Linked DNA regions of Mus musculus: region 2 is linked to region 1. Evidence: chromatin contacts called from ENCODE Hi-C or POLR2A ChIA-PET data. All regions are on one chromosome and are shown on one strand. Each heading gives the region's core, a stretch centred on a gene start or an enhancer-like site at or near the end of the contact. The rest is flanking DNA. Distances are from core to core; before and after follow the strand shown.

Region 1 (6,674 bases), core at 2,587-5,086:
CTCACCCGTGCTAGACAGACATTCTGCCCCTGAGCTGTGTCTGCAGCCGGCTTTCGCTTTCTCGTGTGTGAGCTCGTGCGTGTGTCAGTATGCGTGCCCACGTTCGGGGAGACACTGGTGTCAGGTGTCTCCCCTCAGTCTCTCTCCTCTGACCTTTTGTGTTTTGTTTGTTTTTCGAGACAAGGACTCACCATGTTGCCCTGGCTGACTGAGAACTTGCTATGGAGACCAGGCTGGCCTCTGTCTTACAAGTGCTGGGGTTAAGGGTATGAGCCACCACCACTCAGCCAACTAGCCAGCCTGCTTCCCTCCCTCCCTCCCTCCCTCCCTCCCTACGTCCCTCCCTCCCTCCCTCCCTCCCTCCCTCCCTTCCTTCCTTCCTTCCTTCCTTCCTTCCTTCCTTTTCCTCTTCTTTTACCACCTTTCAGAACTGTTGATTCATAGATTGGGTGTAGGAGTGGGGACCAGGTCAGAAAGAAAGTGAAGGCCGTGGCCTTTCTGAAGACAAGATTCCCCATGACAGGAACGCCCTCTGGGAACAGGACATGGAGCAGAGGCGTGAGTGTGGGTGTGGAATCTAAGTGAAGTGGAATGGCAGAGGGCAGGGTGTGGGTTCAGCAAGGCAAGGTAGCCATTGGTCATAGTGGCAGGGCATGGGCATGGGCAGGCCTTTGAATTATGTGTGGCATTTGAGGTGCAGGGCATTCAATATTCAGGGGGTTATGAATAGATATCTGGGTTGGGGTACAGACCATGAAGTCGTTTGAGGTATTGGGGTGTCCTGGACTTACATATAGGCAGTCACCTGATAGCTATTCATGCCCAATTACAAAGCCCATGGCTGAGTGACCCATCACATTGAGTGGGAGGGCTGGAGAGCCCAGTGGTCAGGTTGGAGCTGTCTGTTGAAGAAGATGAGCTGTGTGAGGCTGGCCTCGCTGTACCTGAGTTGAGGGCGAGGAGGGAGAGGACAGATCAAATCTGCAGGCATGAAGCTGAGTCCTTCGGGGTCACGGATCACCCTGTGTACATAGTCTGGAGCCATAGGAAAAATGGGATGCCTTGATGGCCATGGTGTAGAAGGCTACTCAGAGAGGAGGTTTCCCCTACCCCCTTACTCTGCACACCCTTAAGGGAGGAGAGGGGACACTAATGGCTCCAGACATCAGTTTTATTTTTCTCAGAAGCTCCTGGTTAGCAGCAGGCAACCCCAGAAGTCACAAGGGTCACAATGTCTTCATTTACTCTCAGCTCCTTCAGGGATCGGAGTGTGAATATGGAGCGTTCTTCTCTGCTGAGTGGAGATGTCTTGCCGGGCTGAGAGATCCCAGATCCATGGCAGCTGAGCAGCTGGGTGCCAGGCTGCCGACCCCCCCCAGGCTGACTCACTTGGGGGCAGGAGGATTGGTCAGGGTTGAAATTGCTTTCTTCAGCTATGACAGAGAAACAGAGGATAGTGGGGGCTGGGAGGTGGAAGGTTAGAGGAGGCGAGGCTGGAGGGAATTCGGTGCCCCCAACTCCTCAACGTTGCCCAGCCCTCAAGACCCCAGTACCTCCACCCACGATACAGAGCCCACAGCTCTGCCTCGTGACGTCACGAACAGCGTCTGAAGGTTCAGCAGCTCAAAAAGGTTGTGTGTCTGCAGAGGGGTTGAGAGGAAATGCTAACAAACCCCTCTGGCCGCATACCGTAGCCTCCTTGCCTGGTGAGCGGGATGTAATGTGAAATATGACCACGAGGGGGAGCCAGAGTCCACGTGAGATGCTGAATGAGGTCTCTGCTAGAAGGGATCATACAGCCTTCCTCATGACGCCTCCACCTCCACCCCACTCTCTCTAGTTCTCTCTTTACCTCATGCAAGGAGGTCTCCAGGGACAGCTGCAGTGTCACTGGCTGGGTGGGGCAGCCATTAGCCAAGATATCCTGGAGACAGGGCTGGGGGTAGGGCAAAGGACAATTGGGACCTGGGCCAGCCACCAGCTTCTAGACCTTGGTCTCTGAACTCCTCTAGGTCAGCTTCACAGCCCAGCTCACCAACTCCATCCTGTCCCCCTCTGGCAGGAGGACCCACCTGCTGGCCTGGAGCCCAGGAAGCTGGCTCAGTCTGGAGGGCTTGCACCAAGTGGGTCCTTTTTACAACGCCCACCAGGGTCTGAGACTCTAACATTCAAAGAGAGAGGGACGCATTATGAACATAGATCATTATAAATGTAAGTCATATTCACTGAGCACCTACTATGTGCCAAGAACATGCTAGGCGCTCTGGTGTCTGAGGAAACTACACTACTTGTGTGTGATCTGTTAGAATTCTTACCACCCAGCTTACAGAAGAGGAAACTGGTTATCTGGTGGGTTAATTGTTACTCTATACCATTCAGCTTCCATAATGACATGCCAGCTGAGTGCAGCTGGGTAAGGCAGCCAGTGGGCCAGCAGATATTCTAAGACACCCTACCCCCAACCCCACCACATTTTAAGAGGTGGAAGCTATGGACATTAGCCTCTTGACATATCGGTGTCACAGCTGGGCTGTCCTTCTTCTCTGTTTCCCTTGCAGTTGTTTAAAATCTGAGTCAGGTCAATGGAAAAATGATCCCAGAGGTACACTCCAATCTGAGATCCTACTGTGTGCCGGGGCTAGCGTGGATACAGGGAATAGCCTGGATGCATGGAGGGAGTTTCCGGGCATCTTGAGAGTCGTAGGCATTCTTCCCATTCTTCACTAAGGATCCAGCTTGATATTCTCTTTCTCCATTAAATAAAACCCCAGGGACTAGGCATGGCTATCACTCAGTAGCGGAGGGCTTGCTTAGCATGTGCTGGCCCTGAATTCAGTCCTTGCCACCACAGACACACTTGGTAACCAAATGCTACAATAGAAGTGTCCCTCCCTCCTTTAATAAACCAGTGGTTTGTTTCTAGGGTAGGCTGTGGAATCTAGTCAGGGAGATGTGCGGAGTCCAAAGCCATTCTTGGTTCTAGGAGGTGAAGCCTCTTGGAAGGGCCATCGCTATGTAAAATAAGTAGAAAATGTGTTTGCTGTGATCTCTCCCATTGGTGAGAGCGAAGTCCCTGACGTTTGGGTGGCAACCTATGATGGCCCTTCCTACTTTCCACACAAGGACACTGCCGGTCATAGAGCCCAAGAGAACCACAAGGTTCTTTCCCTCATAGGTGAGTTTATTCTGCTCGCTGTGGGGCATATGGGTGACCTTGGTTGTTCATGTTGCTCACGGCTCAAGTGGTCTGCCCAAGGGCAAATGGGTCACAGGCCCCAACAGTGCTACCCTGACTGAGTGTGCACCCTGCCTTGTTGGCACAGAGGGGACACACGGATGGACAGGTGCTCCGGGAGCTTCAGGTAGCTCCTCCCCTACCTGGGCTATCTCCCTCCCATAAGGACCACGCTCTGTGAACTGGAGAGGGGCGCTCGTTAGTCTCTCTCTGAGACTTAGCACCATCCTTCTGCCTTTAAAAGGATGAGCTCATCTTGGCAAATGGAACAGCGGGGGGGGGGGGCGGGGGAGGAACACTCAGGAATGTGAAGAGTCAGCCCATGAGGCTTGGGTCCAGGAATCCAAAGAGCCAGTCCCAGGCAGTCTTACAAGCACCTCTCATCTTTTTCATTAAGCACATCACCCCTACTTTCTACTTTCTCCAGAAGTGGCTATTGGGTCCATTTTCTCCACGAAGAAACTGGAGCTCAGAGAAATTAGGAGACTTGCCCTGGGTCACACAGCTACCAAGTTGCAGAGTCTCGATTAAGGGACAGATCTAACACCCTGCTTGCCCTTGCTGCCCTGACACGCGGGGCCCTTAAAGGGAAGCAGGGGGAAGCCCAAAGCCTCCTCCCAGACAGCCACTTTCTCCTCAATGGCTGTGGAATACCTGTAGTCTCCACCAGGGGGTACTGGGTCACATCTGTGGAGATCACGACTTGGATCACTTGCTCCAGGGGCATGTCCTTGGCCAGTGTAGTGAGGGCGCAGTTCATGAAGTGACCCACAGTTACAGAGTGGGAACTGTGGGCAGAGGGAGACATCAGTCAGGCCTGGAAATGGGATGATACCGGCCTGGGGCAAGACAGGGTCATCCCAAGGAGCCTTGCTGGGAGAAGACCTGTGAGTCCCAAGGATGGGTTTGGTTCAGAGGAACCCATAGGTTCTAAAAAAAGAAGCGATGGGAACCACAGCTATCTAAAGACTGGGAAACTGAGGATTGTTTGGAGCTGGACCTTGTGTTCAGTGACACTTGGAGCCTTTGAGATGTGCCACTTTGGGACCAAAGATACTAGGGTACAATCCGATCAAGGTGGGGTCTCTGAGCCCATTTGTGGGACAGCTACCAGGAAGCCATCAGAGAAGGGGAGGGAAAGAGAGGGGCCCCTCCTGTCTGTTGCTCATTTCCTATCAGCCTTGCCTGACAGAGACTTAGCTTCTTCATCTAGCTCATGGGCTGGGGGATGTTGTGGGGACCAGAGGGCGGGTGTGTATCAGCCCTATCATCCTACAGTTCAAGGTCAGCTGTGATGGGCTTTTCCAGGAGTCCCTCCACCCCCAACCACCCTGGGCATCATCACACCATCAGCCAGCCCGAGGCTCACCCAATCTGTCGGCCACGGATCCACGGCAGGTACGGCAGTTTCTTGACAATGATGGTGCCATCGTAGAAAGAGGGCTGGAAGCTCTGAGAGATGGCGTTGGCCGCCAGCACAGCCATCAGCACAGGCAGTGCGTGAACGAGCTGGCCCGTTACCTCAAAGGCCAGCAGTGCCGTGGAGAGGGTGTGGGTCACCGCCCCTGAGAAGGCAGCAGCACCTGCAGGGACACAGCCAAGGTGGGGGGGGGGTGTCCCAGGCCAGGAGCCAGGCTCCCCCAGAGGGCAAGGTAGGCACAGTGCGACCGTGGTTAGGCTCAGCAGTGCACAAAGAGCACACACCACAACTGTTGGAAGGTTCTAGCCTTGCCGAGAGGAAAGAGTGCAGAGCACGTGGGGGATGGGAAGGAAAACGAAGAGAAAGCGGGCTTGGGGGTGGTAGGGCTCAGGGAATAGACGGGGCCTACTGAGGAGGGGGGGACCCACCTGCTGGCCCCAGATACACTCACCTGCCAGAGCATAGGCCCCGGGCATGATGGGATTGACCCTGCCTCCAGCCACAATGCCCTCTGGGAAGGCGACAGATAGAACCTCCCCAAAGAGGCGCCCAATGACAGCTCCTGCCACAGATTTAGGATGAATGAAGCAACCAGGCTGACCTGACCCCTCAGGCCCTCATCCCGACCCCATCCCCGGTACCACTTTGGGAGGGAGATGATACCGGAAGTCATGTCCTATGCCCCCCAAACCCTCTCAGACATCCAGGACTCCAGTCTTACCATAGATAAAGATGGGCAAGAAGTATCCAGCAGGGATGGGGATGGTGGTTGCCAAAATCAGCATCCAGAACTATGGGGGGGGTGCCCACACAGCAAGAGTTAGAAGCAACACAGGAGGACATGGGCAGGGGGCGGGGGAGGTTCCTAGAGAAAAGGGTGCCCAGGCTGGAGCCCACGGCAGCATTTGCCTCTAGAGATGAAGGAACCAAGCTGTAATAAAGCACCTACTGTGCGCAAGCACATTCCAGGTTTGTCACTCTCTTCTCTCTCAGCCTGCTCTTTAAGATCAACTATCCCATCTCAAAGAATGTAGGAAGGGGCAGGGTAACTGCTTTTGCACTGAGCCTGACCACTTCAGTCTGGTCCCTGGAATCCACAAGGGGGAAAGCAACTTCTGCAAGTTGTCCTCTGAGCTCCACATCGCACTGTGGCACACTGCATACACGCGCACGTATACACACACACACATGCACACACGTGCGCGCACACACACACACACACACACACACTTGCACGCACATGCACGCATACACACCGATTTTTATAAGAATAAGGGAAGAGCCTGGTCTGCATAGTGAGCCTGAACCTCTCGGATGAAGGCAGGGAGGGAGAGAGTTGAGGCTGGGAGGGTCTCTGAGGTACACAGTGAGCCAGGGTCAGATCAGAGACCTGGACATAGGAGGGGGTGCTCCAAGCTTTAATTCAGAAAGCAGCCCCATCTCCCCCAGGACCTGCCATGACTCTGCCCACCTTCATGACCAGGAAGAAGACTAGTGTCCCAAAGACAGTCAACTGTGGGTGACACCACTCCAACCACAGCTTCTGGGGATCAGGCTCCGCTGCCCAGGGTGGAGACGAGTTCTTAGTCATCAGTGCCCAGGAGTTGTTGTCAAACAGTGTCTCCAAATGCTCCGACATGGACAGCTGGGGCCGAGGCAGTGGCAGGTAGGTCAGCATGCCCACCTCTGTCCCATTGCCCATCTGAGCTTTGGCTACAGTAGCCCTCCCCGGCTAGGGACCCTAAGGATGGCTCTGCCATGGTGCAGCTACAACCTCGTGTGCTGAAAAATGACCCATGGGCATTTTCTTTAGTGGGTTTTGAGGGACAGCACGGGGACTACAAATGGGGGTTCCCCACTGCTATCACCCAGCTCTGTTCCCCTTACCCGGGAAGCCATGAAGTGGCCCACACCAGGGGGATACGTGATGGAAGCCAGGACCACAGCAGCCAGGGCTGAGTACAAGGGTTTGCTGTGGGAGAAGGGAAGTTGGAGTTGCCTCTTCTCCTTCCCCACAGC
Region 2 (6,872 bases), core at 1,321-3,820, 140 kb after region 1:
TAATCTTCACATTCAAAACAAAACAAAACAAAAAACAAAAAAGCAGGGAAGCCAAGCAGTGGGGATACCTGTACTAGGGAGGCCAAGGCAGGCGGATCTCTGAGCTTGAGGCCAGCAATGGTCTACATCTTGAGTTCCGGGACACCCAGGGCTATGCAGAGAAAAACCTTGGGAGGGTGGGGGAGCAGGGAACTCTAAGGAAACTCTTTGCCCTAAATGATACACATTATCCAAATACCCCAGATCTAGCAAATTGCCACATTGAAACTATCAGGACCCAAACAGAAGATAAGTAATGCAAGTCCCGGCTTTTGACCAATTCAGAGATTATATAAGTGTACTTGATAGAATACTAGAAATAAAAAAATCAAACACAATGTGGTTAACTGCTTATGAAATGTACTGACGTTTCTCACCGTTTTTGAGTTTTCAGCTCTATGGCTCCTCTTAGAAAACTGACTCTAGTCTCGAAAAACAAATAAAATAAAATAAAATAAAATACAAAAAGGAAAAAGCCGGGCTTGGTGGCGCATGCCTTTAATCCCAGCACTCGGGAGGCAGAGGCAGGTGGATTTCTGAGTTCGAGGCCAGCGTCTACAGAGTGAGTTCCAGGACAGCCAGGGATACACAGAGAAACCCTGTCTCAAAGGGGGGGGGGGGGGGGAAAGAATGAAAGAAAACTGACTCTAGTTTGAAGGCTGCAAAAATGTCTGAAGATAACTTTCTTTGAAGAGTCTAGATGAATTTCAAAATACTTTAAAAAAACACACACCCATCCAGTGAGAGTTATCTCTTACAATTTCACTGACAAAACGCCCTAAATAGGGGCTCGATGAATCTCAGTGGTTAGGGGCACCGACTGCCCTTCCTGAAGATGCAGGTTCAAATCCCAGCTCCCACATGGCAGCTCACAACTGTCTCTAAATTCAACATCTGTCCGTCTCACAAAAACATACATGCAGGCAAAACACCAATGCTCAGAAAGGTAAATAAAAAAAAAAACGCCCTAAATCTGGTGTTTTCCCCACCTCTACACATCTGAATTTTAACACAGAGCCCTTCTTTTTCTTTCTTTCTTTTCTTTGTTGTTGTTGTTCTTCGTCCTAAAAACCTTGCACTGAAAGGACATTTCCCCTTAAGATCAGTTTGGTACTTGCAACACCTGGAGGAGGGACCAGCCTAGCTCAGCCAGCCAGAGCTACATTGTGAGCAGCTAACTTAAAAAACAAAACAAAACAAAAATGGTAAAGGATATTTCTAAAAATCCTAGTTATTCAACAATGTAATCCCCCCAAAATTTTTTTTAATGTTTTAGGACACTTTAAAAAAACCAACTCAGTATTTGCTTTATTTTCCTACTGGTGGAAAAATGATTTGAAAGACCCTATTAAATATAATTTCTGTTCAGAGAAACGTGCGGCAGGGATTCTCCAAATTTACAGACTGTATGACTCAGTGTTCATTTGCAACCCGTGTATTACAGCTTTGCTAGAATTCTACCTCTAGCCTGGCTTTCCACACTAATGGTTCCGGGAGGAACCGGTCACCAGCTCATGGTTCCCACCGGGAAGGCGGATCCGGCTCCGCCCAGAGCCCGGGCGGGTGACCTCACAGAGGTCAAGGGCGCTCACACACCTGCAGGCCGCTCCGCCACCCCCACGCCACCCCACGCCGGGGAGCAGCAGGGCCAAGGGCAGCCTGGGGTCTCCCCGACGTGGGGCTGTCACAACCAGCGTGCTTTCTTCACGGAGACTCCTGGCTCACACTCCGCCCCACACTAATAACCCGAGAGGCAATTTCTCTGGCTGCCCTTCAAACTCTGGGTTCACATAGGTGGGCTCCATGACAAGTGGGGTTTTGGGTTTCTTAGTTTCCCCGCCCCCCACCCCCAGGAACCCACAGCCCTGACAGTCCTTTCCACTACACTTCTTGGGAAGTGCGATCGCGGTCACTGTGGTCACCGCGGCGCAAGCCCACGGCGAAGGGAACCCGAGCGGCCCGGCGAGCTCCGTCTGCACACGCGGCCCGCCAGCAAGGGCACCTTCGCCTCCGCTTTCCAGGCGAGAACAATGCGGCAGCCCAACACCCGGGGCCTGCAGGGTCTCCAGGTCCATCGGGAAACTCTCAAACGTGGATCGGGAGAGGGTGGGCAAGACGACCCCACTGCCTCGGCTTTGTCCGGCCTGCCTCCAAGCCGGAGGGACCCGTTTTCGAGACTGGGGGGGGGGGGAGGGGGGGTTGAGAAAGGAGGACAGGACAAGAAGGTCCTCAGATCCACTTCTCATCACACAGGCAACGCGGAAAAAAAAAAAAATGCACGGCGCCGAACTGCGCACGCGCGCGGCAAGGCCACCCATTTCTCTCCCTCCTCCCAGCCCCTCCAAGGAACGCGAGGTCGCCCGAGTGCGCTTGCGCTCGCCGCGGAGGGAAACGTTGGAGGGGGAGGCAACCTTTCCATTGTGAGAGAGCACCGCCCCCGCGGACCCGCGCGCGCCCGCGCCACTCTCACAGTCTCCCGGGCGCGCGCCTGGGCCGCGGCCCGCCGCCGCCAGGCGCATGCGCGGGGTGGGATGACAGTGAAGGGTGGAGAAGGCCGCGGAGCTCGCCGCCGCTGCTGGCCGAGCTACCCTGAGAAGTTTCTGGAAAGAGGGCTACAAAGGGAACCTGAGGGGATGAATGGAAAGCGAGCCATTTTCTGAGAGAAGACAGCGAAAAGTCCCAACAAAAAGTACACGGCCTTAGCCGAGCCCACGACCGACGACACACTCCCATCCAAGGAGGAAGCGTGGGGACAAGGGAGCGGACTGGGAGACGCGGAATGGCGGGGACATTGAAAAGATGGAGGCGCAGCCGCCGGGGCTTGGGAGTGGCAGGGAGGCGCTAGGTCAGGGGTCCCCGAACCCCGTCCTCCTTAGCTCCGCTCCCGTGTGCGCTCTGACCTGCCCGTCTACACTCGGGGGGCCCCCGGGGTTCACGGGGATGTGACGCGCACACGCGCGCGAGCTCATGGACAGCGTGGGAAGGAACCCCGGCCGCGCGCGGGGACAGCGTCCCCACGCCACGGCCCGCCCGGCTGCCATTTTGTAGCGCGGCCGCCATTTTGCGCGGCCCGGGGGCGGGGGAGGGGCTCGGGGCGCGGCCCCGCGGCTCGCGATGGGCGTGGCCGGCGGCGGGCGCGGCCCCGGCCCCCTTTGTTCTCCGCCTGGGGGTCGCGAGGCCCCTCGGGCTCTGCAGCCGCCGCCGGCGCCGCAGCAGCAGCAGCGTGTGAACCGGGAGAGGCAGCCCCAGGGCGTGCGGGATCCGGGAGCCCATCGGAAGCGGGGTGTGTCCCCCCGTGCGAGGGATGACATCCTGCGTGGGGAAACTTAAATCGCCGCCGTGGGAAGCGGCTTACGGGCGAACCGGGCTCGGCATCCTCCACCTCTGCAAACAAAGTCAAGTTCGGTCCCGAAAGCAACAAAGGTGCCGAAACTCCGCGGAACCTAGCACCAGGAGGCGGGGCTCGTGCAGCCCACGAGGTGGAGGAGCGCTGAGAGCTCGGCTTCCATTGGCTGGCCCTCGGAGCACAAGGCTTTCAGGGCCCATTCTCCCTGACCCAGAAGCCTGAACAATAAATATGCTGTGATGGCTTTCTTCTGTCGATTTAACTTCCACTTATTTTCAAAAAGCTATGAGTTTATTAAAAATAAATAATAAAATACGTGCCTGACATCCATCGCCCTTTCACTTTCCGAAAAAGCAAATGTCTTCTTGAGGAATATTTAAAAATGCGAATCTTAGTTGTGTGTAATGCTGAAAATTCTGGCACTATTTCGCAAACCCAGAAAACTTGAAAAACGCTGCTAAATTTGACTTCCAGCTTTTGTGCAGTTTTCTTCCCCCTAATGGTTGACGTGGTTTTTCTTCACAAAAGCCTGGTATCATAAAGGAACCAGCCCGTCCTGACTCATCTATTTGTGTCTTGGCTACAGTAAACCTCTTTTTTTGTCTTCTCACTATGTGTAATTATGGCGACTGCTTATGTTTTCTGTAATAGTGGGGTAAAGCTTATGATGACAGACTGAAAAGGTCAAAACATGTTGAAGGAACCAATCGGGATTTTGATGACTGCCAGATGAGAGAAATTTAGCAGAAGCGTTTCGATTTCAAATTTCATGAATAGGTGGGCTTGGTAGTTATAAAACTGTATACTGTGTCTTTAAGATTACATAAATAGTCTGAAACCTTTAGTAGTGATTACTTAAAATATGTTGTGTTCACCATGTTTTCTTGTCTTGTAACCAAGTAAAACAATTCAAATCATTATTTGGTTAGTTGGTTTTCGAGACAGGGTTTCTCTATGTCGCAGCCCCAGGACATCAGTGAAATCTTATCCTGGGACGTTAGAATAATATGGCATATATGGTGTATTGACACTCCGAGAATGATTTCCCAGCACTTCATTGCACAGACAAGGAGAGTCTGATTGAATTTTAAATTCTATTTCCTTTAGAATTTTTCACTGTTTTTGAGAAAGACTCAAGAAGCTCAAGCGGGTCTTGAACTCAGCTTTGTAGTTGAGGATAAATTTGAACTAAAGATCCTCCGGTCTCTGTTTTTTATTGTGCCCAATGTTTTGTTGTTTTTGTTCTGTGGGTTTTTAAATTTATGTGTATATGTCCTTTCGGGTCAGAAAGGGTGTGGGTCTTGTGGAGCTGGAGTTATAGGCAGTTTGGAACCGCGGTCTTGAGCAAGGATAGAAAGAGTCCTAACCACGGAGCCATCTCCACATCTGCCATACCCCAGTTTTTAAGACAGTACTTCTGAGCAGAAATGCTGTCCTTTAGCTCATGCCTTTGGATTTTTATTTCCTTTTTTGCATGTGGTGAAATTGTGTGTGCTTTGGAACATTAGAAACACTAATGTTTCTCATTATTCTAGGAAAAGACAACTTTTCATGCCAAATCAGGCAGAGGAGGGAATTTAAAATTCTAACAATAATAACCTTTCCCTGGTCAAATTAAATGAGCTTTTTTTTTTTTGAGATTTTAGGAATATAGGAATATGGGAAGTCCTTCAAATATTGTTGGCTGCGGTTAGTGCTCCTACATGCTGTAGTAGGTTTTTCCCCTTTGAGGCAAAACATTAAGTTAGTTGTAAAATGCCTCTCTGCCCTTCAGAAGTACTGAAGTTAAGGAATAAATATTTAATAGCCAGCAGTCTAATAGAAAAAGTCTTCTAGGGTTGTCCTCCTGTCTGAGTGCAAATCGGCCATCCCTAGAGGGAAAGCGCATAGCTTCAATAGACTACTAGATTTGTTATTCTAAACAGCAGGCACAGCGTGGTCTGCATGGATGTCTGCGCACCACCTTCGTGCCTAGTGCCCACGGAGGACAGAAGATTGGAATCAGATCCCCTGGAACTAGAAGTTAGAAGGTTGTCAGCCTCCTGACAGTAGTAGGTGCTAGCAACCAAGCACCTTTTCCTCTGGAAAAGTGACAGGTGCTCTTAAACCCCAAGCCGTCTCTAAAAGCCAAGCTCTTAATCCATCTGTTATAACTTTTGAGCGTCCATCCACTGTGCACCTGAGCCTGCTGGTGCTTTAAATACACCAGTGCATAAAAATACAAGGATCTCTTAAAGAGTCACCTAGCAGGGCCTGGGAGGAGAACACAAACCAGCAGAAGAAGGAAATGAATGAGCAGAGGTGGCTGGCGGGTATAGCTCAGTGTTAAGCGTGCAGTGCTCACTGTTCACGGTCTGATTCTCTGCATCTTTCTCCCACCAAAAGTAAGTGCTAGCGTGAAGAATACAGGGTGATCAAAGATAATGTGTGCCCTGTAATCCTAAATGGTCTTTAAGCCTTATTGGTAAGTACATGTTTATGCAGGAGCCCAGGGAGCAGTCCTGTGGATGGCCAGTGAAGAGTTCCTAGCCAGAGCCTTCAAGTAGGAACCTTAGCAGCACACAGAAACAGTATGAGAGAAGAAAGCAAGCTAGGAAGAGCGTGTTAGAAACGATGTTTGTTGTTGTTGTTTTGGTTGACATGGAGATATTGGATGCCAAATATGTTGTATGTGTATATGTCTCATATATTCACAAATTAGTGCTTCACTGAATGGGGGAAACACATTCTGAGAGGTGACATTCATTTTGTCTCTAATGAAACAGCATAATTCTCCCTCTCAAACTCAGATGGCACGGCTGTTCCTATGTCATGTCTTTTGGGCCCACCTTTTTCTCTTGGTTTGTGAAACAGGGTCTCTCTACAATATCCCTGGCTGTACGGGAACTTGCTATGTAGACCACAAAGTCAAAGAGATTCAATTGCCTACTAAGTGCTGGGACTCCATGCCCATCTTTAGGACCACCATCATAGTCATCCTTTGCCAGCTGTCACTGGAAAGGCATGGGATGCTCTGGGCTCACATGTAAACACTGGGAGAACCAAGAATGTTACACACACACACACACACACACACAGAGGTTGTTCTTCAAAGGGACGGATATGTCACTTGTTATCTGCCCAGAGACTGGAAGCAGGTATAGTTAATAACCTTGTGACCTTTGAACTATTGATGTGACTGAGATCACACCAGCTTTTCCCCCAGACCCTTACGTGAGCTCGTCAATCGATAGAACCTACCTTTATGGAAGGCGCCACATTTAGCAAATCTACAGAACCCGTGAGTATGGAAGATGCCTTGTGTGTACTTTAGAAAGATTTTCAATGTGGTCAGGTGTTATGCTTTATTAAGTTAATAACACCAGGAAGTTTTCCACCAAATTGTGCTATGATTAAATATGCCTAAAATAAACTACTCGAGGTCAGACGTCCGAGGGTTGAACCAACACCAGCTACCTACTCATACTGAAACAAATCACCTTCATAC

Evidence for each region. A loop is a pair of places that touch in the nucleus more often than their neighbours do. ChIA-PET counts read pairs that join two places held with the same protein, here RNA polymerase II (POLR2A).
Region 2: POLR2A ChIA-PET joins it to region 1 with 16 read pairs in Patski. The contact joins the promoter of B330016D10Rik here to the enhancer-like site in region 1. A Hi-C loop is called at or near these places in 1 of 37 maps with a recorded cell type or tissue (T-helper 1 cell). POLR2A ChIA-PET finds 5 or more read pairs at or near these places in 2 of 5 experiments (Patski and embryonic stem cell).

The regions. Positions count from the first base shown.
Region 1 is chr4:141,403,200-141,409,873 of GRCm38, forward strand. Clcnkb (chloride channel, voltage-sensitive Kb) reads right to left here. Exons shown (of 20, transcript NM_019701.2): 11 at 6,543-6,627; 12 at 6,127-6,300; 13 at 5,377-5,446; 14 at 5,107-5,217; 15 at 4,605-4,818; 16 at 3,890-4,023; 17 at 2,073-2,161; 18 at 1,853-1,936; 19 at 1,554-1,640; 20 at 1,158-1,433. The coding sequence ends at 1,386. Among named protein-coding and RNA genes, the nearest start is that of Gm34693, 5.9 kb to the left of the region's middle. Within about 2 kb of position 3,837, at least 1 of the 3 ENCODE cell types and tissues checked has a DNase peak (open chromatin) inside an H3K27ac peak, as active enhancers do.
Region 2 is chr4:141,543,592-141,550,463 of GRCm38, forward strand. B330016D10Rik (RIKEN cDNA B330016D10 gene) reads left to right here and starts at 2,571. Exons shown (of 1, transcript NR_030695.1): 1 at 2,571-4,722.